2 separate regions of the Homo sapiens genome follow, and region 2 is linked to region 1. The links are chromatin loops, found by intact Hi-C in ENCODE. Cell type or tissue: PC-9. All regions are shown on one strand.

The links. A loop is a pair of places that touch in the nucleus more often than their neighbours do. Peaks named below come from ENCODE experiments on the same cell type or tissue, not always from the same donor. Only the 100,000 strongest peaks of a DNase experiment are listed, where the experiment ranks them.
Region 2: a loop joins it to region 1, with 7 times the contacts of the local background. A loop is called at or near these places in 8 of 110 quality-filtered maps.

Annotation. Positions count from the first base shown.
Region 1 is chr3:133,940,446-133,948,445 of GRCh38, forward strand. SLCO2A1 (solute carrier organic anion transporter family member 2A1) reads right to left here. Exons shown (of 14, transcript NM_005630.3): 9 at 6,811-7,000; 10 at 4,650-4,815; 11 at 2,160-2,323. Among named protein-coding and RNA genes, the nearest start is that of C3orf36, 15 kb to the left of the region's middle. RefSeq lists an enhancer at 2,132-2,720 and a silencer at 4,640-4,934. In PC-9, no CTCF peak of the experiment used is centred here; DNase peaks (open chromatin) are centred at 3,306, 3,966 and 4,426; H3K27me3 peaks cover 4,379 bases.
Region 2 is chr3:134,004,214-134,012,213 of GRCh38, forward strand. All of the region lies in intron 1 of SLCO2A1 (solute carrier organic anion transporter family member 2A1), which reads right to left. Among named protein-coding and RNA genes, the nearest start is that of SLCO2A1, 22 kb to the right of the region's middle. In PC-9, no CTCF peak of the experiment used is centred here; a DNase peak (open chromatin) is centred at 4,658; H3K27ac peaks cover 453 bases.

The sequences.
Region 1 (8,000 bases):
GATGCTCTGTTCTTCACGACCTCCTTGTACCTAGGGTTTGACAGGAGTCCTCTGGGAGGTGATTTGACAGGGATTGCCCTTCTTCCTGCTGCATAGCGACTTGCCAGGGAGATTTTCCTACTCTGTGCCCTCTCCTCATCATGGCCTCATGTAGTTTTATGTCAGGGCTGGAGGGTCCACTGTGGTCCATCTGACCCAAGGTGCAAGAAGGGAAGCCCGCTGAAGAGTCTCAGGTGAAGCTGTCAGTGCTTTGAATGCGCAGGATGGGGAGCGGTAGAGAAGGGGGTGACAGTGGTGTCAAAGGAGGCAACACGCCGTGGGTTCCAAGCATCCCTGCACCTTCTTGCTGAGTAAGCTCAGAATGCAAGGTCCTGACTACTGTTTTCCTGTGCCGTTTCTCCGGGTTGTAGTTGCAATGAGCAACTCTGAGGCATGAGTTAACGTTTCCTCCAAGACCAGGAGCAGCGGTGCTCACTGCTCACCATAGAAGTGGTGGCTCTTCTATGCTCAGTGTTCTTGCAAAGTGTACACCTGGGCCTCTCTGTGTCACCCCTGTAGGATTTGGGGGTCAAGGATAACTGACACACCCTAAGTTTTGTGCTGCTTTCTGTGCTGTAATAAAGTATTTTGTCTTTGACCCAGGAGTCTCACATCTTCTGCCAGCATCCTTGAAATAGTAGTTTGATTTGATAGCTTTCACACTAACTTGATAGCTCACTTATAAATAGGGTAAAATCCCAGATCCCAACAAGTGGCTGCATCTGCTCCTTCCTTTTCTCCTAGCCTTCTGGGGAAAATAGGTCACAGACACCTAGCTAGCTGTGAATTATTATTATTATTATTTGATTAATAGTGATAATTAACCAATATGTAGAACACCTTATATTTACAAAGCAATTTACCATATAATCCTGACACCAACCCTTTGAGTTCGATATCATCATCATCATTTCATGAATAAGGAGACTGAGGCTCAATGAGGTTAGGCAACACCCTAACACAGCCAGTATGTGGCAGAGCAGGGACTTTAATCCTGGCACCGGGAGTCCAAATCCTGTGTTTTTGCCCTCTCTGCTTGCGAGGTGAGTGAGGACAGGAGGGAGGGCAGTGGGGGTGGGTTAGGTGAATTTGGTACAAATGTTGTTTTCTCCTTGCAGCCAGTGAGGTGAAGAGCGGGTCATTCCCAGTGAAAACCTCAGAAGCATTCATTGCCAGCTGCCAGCTGTAACGGGACACCCCGCTCCTCCCCTCCAGCTCTGGCCAGCGGCTCCCTTCCTGACCTGGGAACTTGGTCCTGGAGCCAATCATACCAGGATTTTCTCATTTTCATCCTTTTCCATAGCCCTCACTCTGACTCTGAAACTTTCCACGTTTTCCTGCCTTGGTTTTATGCATCCAACTAAATTCTCTTTGCTCTTCTCATTTCTTTTAGGATTTAAAAATAAGCAAACCTACAGGCATTTCCATGGTGTGGAGCCAGGCAGCCTGGCTTCAACACATGGCTCAGCCATTCACTGGCTCTGCCATACTAGGCTAGTGATTTTTTTTTTAATTATTATTATTTTTGAGACGGAGTCTCACTCTGTCACCCAGGCTGGAGTGCAGTGGCACAATCTTGGCTCACTGCAACCTCCGCCTCCTGGGTTCAAGTGATTCTTCTGCCTCAGCCTCCCAAGAAGCTGGGATTACAGGCACTGGCCACCACGCCCAGCTAATTTTTGTATTTTTAGAAGAGACGGAGTTTTGCCATGTTGGCCAGGCTGGTCTTGAACTCCTGACCTCAGGTGATCTGCCCTCCTTGGCCTCCCAAAGTGCTGGGGTCACAGGCACGAGCCACCGCGCCCAGCCTAGGCTTGTGATTTAACCTCCAATGTGCAGAGTGGAGGCGCCAACAGGGCCTGTGTCACATGGACGCTGTGGGACTGAATGAGGCCCTGCAATGAGGAGCTCAGCACAGAGCCTCCCTGGGCAGGGCTCCCAGCACTGTTGCCATTAGTATTATTTCCCCTCAGCAAAAGAACCTTGCACATTGTCATTTAAAGGACTCTGAGGGCCACAAAAGGGGGGAGAGATGAGAAACAGGCAACTAGGCGCAAAGTCAAAGGGAGATGTGGGGAAGGAGAAGCCACGCCCCAGACTCACAGAGGTTTGCCACTCACCGCAGAACCATCATGTAGAGGGGGTTGTGGGAGATGCAGGCTATCAGGGACACGAAGGAGATGAGGAAGATGGCCGGGAGCAGGAAGTGGGCACAGGGGACAGGGCACGATCCTGTCTTTGCTGAAGCGGATCCCCCGGTCACACAGCTGCAGTTCAAATAGATCTTCAAGAGGAAGGGGAGGGAAAAAGGGGGAAATTTGTTATTATTTCACTTTCACACACTTCAGACGTCTGCACCAGCTCTTGTTGGAGACTGAGGTTTCAACCCTTGTGTCCTCTGGGTCTGGTTCCCAGGGAAGCTGGGTGAGCCTGGGGCCAGGTGAGGGTTTCAAGCTGCCCCAGGGGTCCCACCTCTGTCACTGTTTGGGCAACAGAAACCATCTTCTGGGCTGGGCTGGGCTCCTCCAGAAGTCATATCTGCCTCTGGATGCCCAGGAACACTGCCAGGTTAGGCCCCCAACCCCCAGCTTGGAGCCAGGGGCCCAGGAGGGCTTGTGCCCAGCAGTGGTGGTTTTGCAGATTGTTGTTTTTGCTGTTTGTGTGTTTATTGCAGAGGGAGGCATAAACAGTAGGAGGGCAGTGGGAACACAGTGGAATTCCCTGGGTTCTGATTCTGTCAGGCCTTTGCTGGAGTTCCCTGCCTGAAAGGAACTCCTGCCTAGAAGGGACTCCAGAGAAGGAGGCCCCTGTCTCAAGTCTGCAAGTCCATATGGCTCAATACTGTTGTCCAACTCACTTTGGTGGCCACTGCCCTTGTCTGGTGGTCTTCACCTTCCTTCGCTGCCCTTGTCAGATGGCCCAGCCTGTGACAATTTCAGTGTCCAAGCAGTTACAAGACTAATATTGGAACTAAGGGACTAGTATGTTTCCTTCTGCCGACAGTGGTAACTATGCACCCTCTTCACTTGGCCCCTAGGAAACTCCAAAGTTAGTTATATAAAATATTGCTGTTACTTTCCTCAGTCTGGATTTTTTAGAGATTTTTTTTCTTTATAATTTACTGATTTTTTTTCTTGATATTTTGCTAATGGGTTTTTGTCTTGAGGTATGTATGCTGTTACGGGAAACTTGCCAAGATTATTTCTGGAAGTAGGTGACTCAGAGGTAAGTTAACAAAGATAAGAAAACCACAGAAGCCACCACAACTGGAAGGCAACTTAAAGAGCATCTTGTCCAAGTTCCTTGTCCTTCCTCTGCCTGGGAGCCACGCTCCTTCGCCCGCAGAGGTGGCAGTGGCAGCAGCCTTGCCCTGTCCTTTCAGAGGAGGTTGGTAAGTAGGCACTAGGCTTGCCCATCCCCTCCATATGGGCTTAAGGGAATAAGGCATGTTCCTAGCTTACACTAACTGCACAGTCTTCTCATTGCTCAGCAGTTCCTAAGCCTGGCCTGCCTGGCTCTGGCTCCTGCCTGCTCCCTGGCCAGCTGGGTGTGACACTCCTCCTACAGCACCAAGCCCGGCCTTTTCTCTTCTTTCCTACAGCATGCCCAGTACATTCATGCCCTTGGGACTTGTACTTGCTGCTCCCTTTATCTGGAATGCATTGCTCCTGGTGTGCATAGAATTCTGTTCTTCTGGTTGTTCACTTCTAATGTCACCCTCTCCCGGAGGCCCCTGGGAACTCTCCATCCTATTAAGTCCTTCCATGGCATGGGTTACTTTCTAGAATTATCCTGTGTGTTGATTTGATAGAATGCACCCTCCATGAGAACAGGGACCTTGTCTGATGGGTTCACCATCACATCCTCAGCACTCACGGCTGTGCCCAGTGTTCTGTTTATTGAATAACTAAACAAATGACTCAAGTCAGTTTGCTGCTGGCTGATCCTAGGAGGTGTGGAGCCACAGAAAAAAGGACTGTACTTTGCCAAGTGAGTCTAGTGAATGGAGGTTGCCCAAGTGGAAAGCTGGTGGCCAGAAGATACATGGCTTTGAATAGAAGTGCCCCAGACTGAGGCAGAGCCCTGGGTTCAAGTGCCAGGTCAGCCCGAAATAGCTGCATGATTTCAGGCCAGCCATGTGGCCACACCTGGGAGCTGAGGGGTTGAACCAAGTGCCCTCAGCTACTGCTTCTGGCTCTACCCTTCCAGGTCCATGTCACAGAAGCCTAATGCCCTCGATTTATCTGGGCCACGGCCAGCCTGCAGGACCCAGAGATGCCCATGAGGATCTCTCAGGATGGGGCTCAAAGGCCTCAGCTGAAGGAGTGCTTTGACTGGTTTCTGCTCTGAGCAGTTAGGCCTCAAGAATGTGAATTTGTTGGACATCGGCCAGTCTTTAATTGACTGTGGGCTGTCAGCATCTGGTCATGACCCCAGGGTAGGGAGGTAGAGAGAGGTTGGATGTGGCTCAGAGGAGGCCAGGATGCTGGTAATGAGTGTGTGTGTGGAGCCCTGCCTATCCTGGAGCCGAGAAACAGTCTTTGAGGGCATGCGCTGAGCTCCGAGATCCTGTGGGGCTCCTCTTGCCTCTGGACCCTGGCTGCCCTTACCAGTTGCTTGGAGGTTGCAGAGCTCATGTTGATGTTGCTGCAGCCGGCATGGCAAGGGGAGAGGTACTCGATTCCATTGTCTCCACAGACCGGGTGGAAGATAGAATCTGGGCACGAGCAGTCCCTGCGGCAGGCAGGAGACTGCGGATGTATAGAACTTGATGTGCTGCCAGCAAAAGAGGAAACGGGGAATCAAACAAAGCAAGACCAAAGAAAAACCCTACACTCCAGCCCAGTGTGAGTTCCTGGCCTGGTGAGTGTGTCTGTGCATCTTTATTTCTTTTGGGCCAGTGCCACCCTGGGATCTGAATTATGCCTGGTGGAGCCAACAGTGAATTTGCCACTGTTTAGTGGTCACGGCATCTCTCCATTTCTTCTGCCACTGGGAGCCCAAATCCACTAATTATGCTCTGGGAAGGCCTGGCTGGTGAATCCCTTGCCACAGTAGGCGTCAAGACAACCAACCACCCAGAAAGGGCAGCTGCAATGGGCAGGTCACAGACAATATTCGCCTTCCCTCTTCTTCAGCCGAAAAACAGTGGCTGGGACCGCTGAGGCAATCCAGGATTTAGTTTGCTGTCTGTCTCCTGGCTTAATGTAGACCTTGCCCAGAGTTACTCCATCCCCTTGAGCTTCAACCAGAGGGATTTCACTGGTTGATCTCACTGTTCCCACTGTTCCCCGGTATCTGATATTCATGACCTTCTTCGGGGAGGGTTGGGAAAGGGGCTGACAAACCACTGTCCAGATATTTCACTAGTATAATTATACGAATGAGAGTTCATCTCGTGCCAGGCACTGTGCCCGGGGGCTTTACATGCACAATCATCACAACGAGTCTACAGTGAATTATTTGCCTGTTGTGGATTAGAAAACCAAAGCTTAGATAAGGTAAGCAACTTCCCCCAACTAGTAAGGAACACTGGTATACAGTCCAGGCCTGTCTGAGGACAAAGCCATGTGCTAAACTCCCAGTGGACGCTGCCAAAAGGCCCAAAGGCTTCTCGGCTTTCCTCAATCCACAGTCAGCCTGCAGAAGTGCCGTACAGACTAGGGGTGAGCTCCCTACCCCGAGCAACCCTCCCTTCCCCCAAACCCCTTCTCTCCTTCACCCACCAAAGACAGAGGAGGTCATTTCAAAGAAAAAAAAAAAAAAACAGAGAAAATACCAGGGCTGAAAGGTACAGCATCTCCAAATGTTGCAACTTCATTAGGCAAAGTCTTAAAAAAAAGCTTGTTGACAGGTGGCACCCAGGAAAAATAAAATAAAATGCCCCTTGGTTGGCATCCTTCCCCTCACAGGGCTCTGAAGCTCTTCCTGAACATAAAGCCAAAGTTAACACTGTGACCCATATTGCTGTCTGCAAACCAACAGGCAGACTTTACCTGACCTTCTCCTCACCTGCCCTAATTTTTCAAGTCTGCCATCACTCTCATTATTCTTCTCCAGATCTTTTCAAGTCTCCTTTCATCTCTCTTCAGCAGCTCAATGAAACTGAAATTCTAGCCAGCACAGAGCTGATGCTAAACATAGCTTATTTCCTGGTTCCTGTGGCTCACAGCCCTACAAATTCATCCTGAAATCAAACAAATTAGTTTTTGGTGCTTCTTAAGAAAACAGAACTCTAACCCTGATTGCTGGTGGCCCAGTAAGAGCCTTTGATCTCTTCTTATAATGGAGCAGACCATTCAAGACCTGATTTTCTAAGTTGCCACGTGAGAGATCAGATCAAAAGTGGGCCGGGCGGGGTGGCTCACACCTGTAATTTCAGCATTTTGGGAGGCTGTGGCAGGCAGATCACTTGAGGTCAGGAGTTTATGACCAGCCTGGCCAAAATGGTGAAACCCCGCCTCAACTAAAAATACAAAAATTAGCCGGGTGTGGTGGTACACACCTGTAATCCCAGCTACTCGAGAGGCTGAGGCATGAGAATTGCTTGAACCTGGGAGAATCACTTGAACCTGGGAGGTGGAGTTTGCAGTGAGCCAAGATCACGCCACTGCACTACAGCCTGGGTGACGGAGCGAGACTCTGTCTCAAAAAAAAAAAAAAGTGTACAGCAAAGAATAGAGTTAAGGAAGCAGGAAGGAAGATGTATAACAGCCAGATCTAAGCCCTGGCCTTATTAAAGGGGATCTCTCTACCCCTTATTCCCATTACCTAGGGGGGTAGACTTCGGCCACAGTTGGGGTGGAGCATCCCATGAAGAACAAAGGAACACAAAGGATCATGGAGATGGTGATGATGGTGGTAGCTATGCGGGGAATGGCTTGTAGAGAGAAAACAAAGCGCTTCATGAGGATTCCTCCAAACAGCATCCCCAAGGCTGCAGCAGGGAGGTTCACAGCACCTATAAGTGGAAAGAAGGAGGTGATCCAGGTGCACAGGCCTGGGACTGCATGTGGGCTACAAACACTGAGCTGGATCACTGAGAAGGAAGCATGGCTTCAGGAAGGAACATTTGGTATGTTAAATTGTAATCGAAGTAGCTGACATTAATTGAGCATTTACTGCTTGCCAGGCACATCTAGAGAAATATCTTGAGACAGGATTGCCTTGCCTACACAAAAAATACAGAAGTGGGGTTCTTGCAGCTTAAGAGATGTGGGTTGAATATGCATTTATTAAGCACATTTCATTCCTTGGGGCCTCTTTGCATGGGACCGCATGGGGTTAGCAACACAAGAGTGATGACCCCTATGTACCAGTCAGAGATGGAAGGCCAGAGGGGTAAAGCCACAGCCAAGGACCAGCCAGGGGGTGCACGGGAGTCACCCTCCAATCTCATGCACTGATCACCTTGCCAACTCCATATGGTTAAACTCACCTGTGGGTTGGGTTGGGCCCAGTGATTTCCTAGGGTACTTGGTGGGACCACATCTGTAGTTCTCAACACAGTTGAAAAAATACTACTGCTGGGTGCCACCTCCAGAGATTCTGGTTTCGTTAACCTGGGATAGGGCTGGGCATCTGTGTTTTGTAAAGCTCTCCAGAGGAGCCTCTGGTGCAGCCTGGGTTGAGAATCTCTGGACCATATATTGTCTAACCAAAGCAAATATACTCAGGTCCCTAGGGAAGAAGAGAAAATCCCGGAGGCATTTTGTCTAACCTCAAATTCAACCTTCCCTCTTTCCTGTGTTGTTCCTGATGATGTCAGGGCCTTTGGGAAGCTGTCAGACTTCCAGCCCCTTTACAGGGAGGAAGGCAGCCCCCAGCCTCCACCCACTCCTGACTGGAAGGACAGGAGTCAGAAATCTGCCAAGAACTTTCTAGATTGCCAACCAGGAAAACTGTCCTTAAAATTCTTTCTCCTGGGCAGTCCTCCTCCGGACCCTGCCTATGTCCGGTCT
Region 2 (8,000 bases), 64 kb after region 1:
CCAGAACCTGTAAATAAATGCCTTACATGAGAAAAGGGATTTTGTATATGTGATTAAGGATTTTATTGGGAAATTATCCTGGATTAGCTGGGTGGTCTTAAATTAATCACAAGAGTTTTTTTTGTTTTGTTTTTGTTTTAGACGGAGTTTTGCTCTTGTCGCCCAGGCTGGAGTGCAATGGCATGATCTCAGCTCACTGCAACCTCCGCCTCGCAGGTTCAGGCAATTCTCCTGCCTCAGCATCCTGAGTAGCTGGGACTACAGTCGTGCCCCACCATGCCTGGCTAATTTTGTATTTTTAGTAGAGACAGGGTTTCGCCATGTTGGCCAGGCTGGTCTTGAACTCCTGACCTCAGGTGAACCACCCGCCTCAGCCTCCTAAAGTGTTGGGATTACAGGTGTGAGCCACCACGCCCAGCCACAAGGATTCTTAAAATAAGGAGGCAAGGGTCCAAAACAAAAAAAGGTGAAAAGGAGAGTGATTCAGATGGTGACATGCTAGTTTTGAGGATGGAGGAAGGGGCCACAAGCCAAGGAATGTGGGTGACTCTAGAAAGTGAAAAAGGCCAGGAAACAGAGATCCTCCACTAAAGCCTCCAGAAGGAACACAGCCCTACCAACACCTTAAGAAATCAAGGACTTCCAAACTCCAGAACCATTAGACAATAAATTTGTGTTGTTTTAAGCCACTCCGTGGTGATAATTTGTTACAGCAGCAATAGGAGACTAACAGAAAATTTGTCAAATTGGGGGCTTTCCAGTGAAGGAAAACAGGCACTTTCTAGTTGCCAAGCATGACTCAGCCATGGAGAAGACAGAGGTTTACAGTGGAAAACAATGACCATGACATTCAGAGAAAAGTATAGAGGGTAGGGCGAGCCCAGCTGGCATGCCAGTCCACCTGTCCAAATCCTTCACACATTTCCTATTAGGTTTCTTGTAGATTATCAAGATTCCTTGTGCATTCTGTATATTCGTCCCTCGTCAGTTTTAGACATTACAAACATCTCACATTCTGGCATTCTTTTTGCTTTAAACACTCTTATTTTAAACATTCTTATCTGTTATTAAAGTAGATAAATCATCTTTCTTTAGCTGGCATTCTTCTATTACATCTTCTTCTGTTTCTTGATTTTCAATCTTTCTGTGTCATATTGTTTTAGATGTCTCTTTTAAAGAGCATGTAACTAGATTTTATCTCTATTTTTTATCCAATCTGAGATGCTGTAGCTTTGAAATAATGAGTAGTCCATTTTCATGTGTTATAATTTTTTTTTTTTTTTTTTTAGACGGAGTCTTGCTCTGCTGCCCAGGCTGGAGTGCAGTGGCGCAATCTCGGCTCACTGCAACCTCCGCTTCCCGGGTTCACGCCATTCTCCTGTCTCAGCCTCCCGAGTAGCTGGGACTACAGGCGCCTGCCACCACGCCCGGCTAATTTTTTGTATTTTTAGTAGAGACAGGGTTTCACCATGTTAGCCAGGATGGTCTCAATCTCCTGACCACGTGATCCACCGGCCTCGGCCTCCCAAAGTGCTAGGATTACAGGCGTGAGCTACCGTGCCCGGCCCATGTATTATAATTTTTGATAAATCTAGATTTGTATCAACCTGATTATATTTATATTGTGTTCCTATTTACCATGAAGTTTATTTTTGGCTGTTTTATTTTATTTTATTTTTAACCATTTCCCCTTCCTTTTCTAGGCTTTTATTATTTAATTAGGTTTCTTTATTCTTTACTCTCTTTTGTCTTAGAAGGTATATTCAATGTCTTTTGTCTTAATGATTACCCACATATTTTAAAAATTGTGATAAAATGTGTGTAACATAAAACTTGCCATCTTACCCTTTTTTATTAATACTATTTTTTGAGACAGAGTCTTGCCTGGGCTGGAGTGCAGTGGTGCAATCATGGCTAAAAGCATCCTTGACCTCCGAGGCTCAAGCAATCCTCCCACCTCAGCTGGCACATGCTACCATGCCTGGCTAATTTTTTTATTTCTATTTTTTTAAATTTTTTGTGGAGATGAGGTCTCACTTTGTTGCCCAGGCTGGTCTCAAAATTCTGGGCTTAAGCAATCTTCCTGCCTCAGCCTCCCAAAGTGCTGGGATTACAGGCATGAGCCACCACTGCCTAGCCTATCTCAAGTTCAGTGGCATTAAGTACATTCACGTGTTGCGCGACCATCACCGTCATCCATCTCTAGAACTCTTTTCGTCTTGCAAAACTGAGACTCTATACCCCTTGAACAATAACTCCCCATTTCCCCTTACCCCTAGCTCCTAGCAACCACCATTCTGTTTTCTGTCTCTATGAATTTTACTATTCTAGGTATCTCATGTAAATGGAATCATACAGTATTTTGTCGTTCTGTGACTGGCTTATTTCATTTAGAGTAATGTCATCAAGTTTCATCTGTATTGTAGCATGTGTCAGAATTTCCTTTCTTTTTAAGGCTGAATAATATTCTATTGTATGTATATACACATTTTGTTTATCCATTTATCTATTGATGGACATCTGGGTTATTTCCACGTTTTGGCTATCGTGAATGGTGCTGCTAGAAACATAACTGCACAAATATCTCTTTGAGACCCTGCTTTCAATGTTTTTGGATATATACCCAGAAGCAAAACTGCTAGATCATATTATGACTCTACTTTTAATTTGTTCAGGAACTGCCATACTGTTTTCCATAGCAGCTGCATCATTTTACATTCCCACCAATAGTGCACAAGGGTTCCAATTTCTCTCCATCCTCAAAAACACTTGTTATATTCTGTTGTTTTGTTTTTTTATAGTAGCCATCCTAATGGGTGTGATGTCACATTGTGGTTTTGATTTGTATTTCTCTAATGATTTGCAATGTTGAGCATCTTTTCATGTGCCTTTTGGCCACTTGTGTATCATTTTTAGAGAAATGTCTATTCAAGTCCTTTGCCAATTTTTAAATTCGGTTTGTTGTTGTTGAGTTCTAAGAACTCTTTATATATTCTGGATATTCATCTTTCATCAGATATATGATTTGCAGACATTTTCTCCCATTCTGTAGATTGCCTTCTCATTCTCTTGATTGTGTCACTTGATGCACAGAAGTTTTAAATTTTGATGTAATACAATTTATCTATTTTAACTTTTGTTGCCTGTACTTTCAGTATCATATCCAAGAAATCCTTGCCAAATCCAATGGTATAAAGCTTTCCCTGTGTTTTCCTCTAAGAGTTTTATAGTTTTAGGTCTTACATTTAGATCTTTTATTCATTTGAAGTTAATTTCTATATAGGGCATAAAGTAAGCATCACTATACCATATGGATGGCATAAATTCTGTTTCTGATTCTATGTGATATAGCCTTGGGGTTTTAGTTTCTCAGAGAAATTTTTTTACCCAGAGATCTTGTTAGAGACAAACCCCTGCTGACCCTGGAGTAGTGGGCAGGGTTTTATTAGTTCCCTTTTCACCAAGGCACCTAGCTTTATGAATGGGTCTCAGTTTCAACTCCCCTATCATCTTTGAGTACCTGTGTGAGTACTAAATTCCAGCATCCATTAGGAGTTCCTTTAGCATCTCTTTACTGGTCTAATCACACCACACATATTTCCTCCTTATTCCTTGTGCAGGGTCAACTGATGTCCTCATTGTTCCTGTGTTCAATTCATTCTTCATTTCTTTCACCTAAAGATTTCACTTTCTTTCTTGCAAGTTCTGCCATGTATTTAAATCTCTGGTGCTGTTCTATTTTATGTGGTGTTTGTAGTAGGAGGGATTCCATGTGAACCTGTCATGTTGATGGAAACCATAATTCACAATAGCTGCTTATGGTTCATCTTACCCCACCTAACCACAGCCTTTAGAAGGAAGATAGGGACCTTGTCTGATTCACAGTCGTGCTCCCCATACGGAGGTTCTGTATGAGAACCGTGAAGGTGACTTGTTAAAATTCAGTCCATGACCCCAGATGCATTAAATATAATCCAGTAATGTCTCTACCCCATTCTCTCTCACAAAACCAAATCCTTTTTGCTATCATATGATATGCTTTGTGACTTTGTATTTATTTGTGCTCTGTCCACTGTCTATCTCACTCATATGGGCATAGTCCACTCTGTTTTATTCATTATCGGATCTCCAGTGGTTGATGACAGGAGGTCAATAAGAATAAATGAATGAATAAATGGGTCTCCAGCATCCATCCCAACACCAGTCTTGGCCTCAAAATTCAGAAACCCCTGCTGTTTACACTAGTAGAGTTTTACCTTTCAAACAGTGGATGGTCAATAAACTCTCACCAACAACTGGGTGAAAACCCACCCAAGAATGTTCTCTACATCCTCCCAGGCAGAAAACCCCAGGCTCAGGAACAGACCCCTAGTTAGCACCTAGCAGATCCCATCCTGGCTTCTGTCCTCACCACCTCACCCTCAGGCCTACTCTTCCTACATGGCAAGGAGCCAATCAGATACATTTGCTTCTCCAGGATGTTTGGCCAAACCTTAGGGCTGAATTCCTACACTCTGAGCCAGCCCCTGGGAGTGGGCACCAGAAGAGCAGAGAGAGCAGATTCCTGGACAGAATCACTTCTTGATCTTCCCAGAAAGGAAAAGGCTCCACATTCTTGCCTCCCTTTAAGACTTCAAGTATTGTTATCTGACTTTGCCTCAATTTCTGGAAAGCCATGACTCAACTGTGACAACAGATGGAAAAATGCAGTGGGAACAGTGATGGCACTGCAGGGGTCAGTCCTTCTAGACAACCCCATCCTCTTGGCTGCAATCCCAGCTGCATCCTTGGTCCACCCTCAGGTAATCGGAGAAGAGCCACTTCCATCGTACATCACATTTTACATACCACAATGAGATGTCTTGGTATGCCTGCCAAAGGAAGCTGGGGCATGACCACAGACTGTAGGGCTTTTTAATGGATAGATTTTTCTAAGCATAAATACAGGACATGTTTACTGTAGAAAATGGAAAACACTGAAATTCACAAAGACAAAAAACAAAACCATTTATAGGTTTCACACACAGTATAGGTACGTGCCCTTCAAGTCTTCCTTCTCTGTATACTGTGATTTTGACAAATTTGGATCATCTCTACATGTGCTTATCCATCCTGCCTTCTTTACTTAACATTAGAGAATGAACTCTTCCCCCAAATTTCAACTATTTTCCATAAGACTTTTTAAAAAATGATTTGCATGTATTTTATAGATGGATGTCCCATGATTTATTTATTGACTCTCTGATTGCTGGATATACAAGTCACCTCCTCACTGTAAGTTTCTGAGAAGGTGAGTCATATGATAAAGCATTATGCAGCTGACTGGGTTTCCATTTATTCTTTCACTTAGAAATCAAGAGTTTAAGCCACTTGACTGCCCCACGCCCATGAAGGGCGTAAATGCTCATGTGCCATACAGCTGGAGTGTGCGTCTAGGCTTACAACCATGGGTTAGGGAATGCGCAAAGAAAGAGGAAACTGAGGAATGAAGACCTTCAGGACCACCACTGATGAATTTGGCTTGGGAAAATACAACAACAGATATAAATAGGCAGTTCTGGTGTGTCCATTGTTATAAAGCAATCAAATAGCAAAGTCTGGCTCAACAGTCTGTGGTTTGTGGTGAAGTACATAGAGAAAAAATCTTAAGACGGGGACTCCCAGAGAGCCCCAATTCCAGATCTGTCACTGTGGAATGTGGCAATTCCCATGGGCTGCCTCCCAATGTCCTCCACTATAAAATGTGGGCAATGCATACCTCACAGTATGGCAGGGAGGGTTTGGTCAGTGTTTCTGAAAGGACCTACCCTTGTCCATATTATCTCAGTAAATTTGGTACATAATGGGTGCTCCCAGGAAGAGGCCTCAAGTGTATTTGCATTCACAACTAAATATCCATACACCACCCTATGTTTTACCACATGTGTGTCCTAATGAAATGTGCCCATATTTGTGATAGTAGCTCAGAAAATTATAATTGCTGCTAAAAATGTGTTGGTGCTAAGGGTGGTGTATTAGTCCATTTCACACTGCTATAAAGATACTACCTGAGGCTTGGTAATTTATAAACAAAAGGGGTTTAATTGACTCAAAGTTCCACATGACTGGGGAGGCCTCAGGAAACTTACAATCATGGCGGATGGTGAAGGGGAGGCAAGGCATATCTTCATAAGGCAGCAGGAGAGAGAGAGAGGGAGAGAGAGCAAGAGTGAGAGTGCAAAGGGGAAACTGCCAAACACCTCAAAAGCATCAGATCTCGGCCGGGCGCGGTGGCTCACGCCTGTAATCCCAGCACTTTGGGAGGCCAAGGTGGGCGGATCACAAGGTCAGGACTTCAAGACCAGCCTGACCAACATGGTTAAACCCTGTCTCTACTAAAAAAACGCAAAAATTAGCTGGGCATGGTGGCACGCACCTGTAATTCCAGCTACTCAAGGGGCTGAGGCAGAAGAATCGCTTGAACCTGGGAGGCAGAGGTTGCAGTGAGCTGAGATCACAGCACTGCACTCCAGCCTGGTGACAGAGTGAGACTCTGTCCAAAAAAAAAAAAAAAAAAAAGCACCAGATCTCCTGAGAACTCACTCACTATCACAAAAACAGCATGGGGGAAACTGCCCCCATGATCCAATCACCTCCCACCAGGTCCCTCCTCGGACATGTGGGGCTTACAATTCATGATGAGATCTGGGTGGGGACACAGAGTCAAACCATATCAGGTGGGAATTCTAAATATTTGTGATTTTAAGGCAATCAAAACAGGCTTGACTAATGCCCAACCCCAGTCCTTATAAATTTTACACATTTACACATTAAATTTTGTCTGTTTTTTTTGTTTGTTTGTTTTTTGTTTTTGAGATGGAGTCTCGCTCTGCTGTTGCCCAGGCTGGAGTGCAATGGCGCGATCTCGGCTCACTGCAACCTCCGCCTCCTGGGTTCAAGCAGCTCTCCTGCCTCAGCCTCCCAAGTAGCTGGGATTACAGGTGTGCACCACCATGCCCAGCTAATTTTTGTATCTTTAGTAGAGACGGGGTTTCACCATATTGGCTAGGCTGGTCTTGAACTCCTGACCTTGTGATCCGCCCACCTTGGTCTCCCAAAGTGCTGGAATTACAGGCGTGAGCCACTGTGCCCAGCCTACACATTAAATTTACACATGGATTCAGTGGGCCCATGATGTGGGAGTCCTGGGACTCTGAGGACTGAAGAAGAAGGAGGCTTGAGCTGCTGTGAGGACGATCTCAGCTGTGCGGAAGGCAGCGTCCTGATATCAAGGGCAATTTGAAAATGAAATTGGCAACCACAGCCCTGTGAGTTCACTTTCCAAGTCAGGGACACGTTCCAGAGGTGGAGTAGTTGCCATATACAAGGCTGGTTCTTCATTAACTTGGACCTGCCACATACCACCCTGCGGGGTGCAGCCCTGGAGCACAGGCTGGGACCCATAAGACCCGTTCCCACTAGCACTGGGTGAGATGCCCTGTGTGAGGGGTCTCTGTTAGCCCTCTGGCAATGAAGCCAGGGAATGTTGTCTCCAGTGAGCCCCTTTTCTACTTCCTCCAGAGAGATGTTGTCCTTTTAGAGGCTGGAGGGTGAAGTCAATGACCTGTCTAGGATACTCCATGAAAGCTTCCAAAGTTGCTGAGCAGTGAGAGCTGGGGTGTGAGAACAGAGGGAGGCGGGGGTAAGAAGGAGGAGTGTGAGAGATGACGTGGGCACAGATCTGGGGGCTGATGAGGGCATCACAAACTTGCAAGGCCTAGTGCAGGGGGCATCATGGGAGGGTCTCTGCTGGGCCACTTTCCAGCTGCTGCCACAAAGCCTGAGACACTCACATGAGTGGTGACCAGGCTCCTGTCAGTGACCAGAACCAGCAATGAAACCTTTGTGATCTGGGACATCAGGAGTTGGGGGCCACACATGTCCCAGCAACGCCCACCTTCAGAGCCTAGTTTGGCTTTCAGAGGAGGGTGGCACTGACTACCTGGTTTTCTATTTCAACC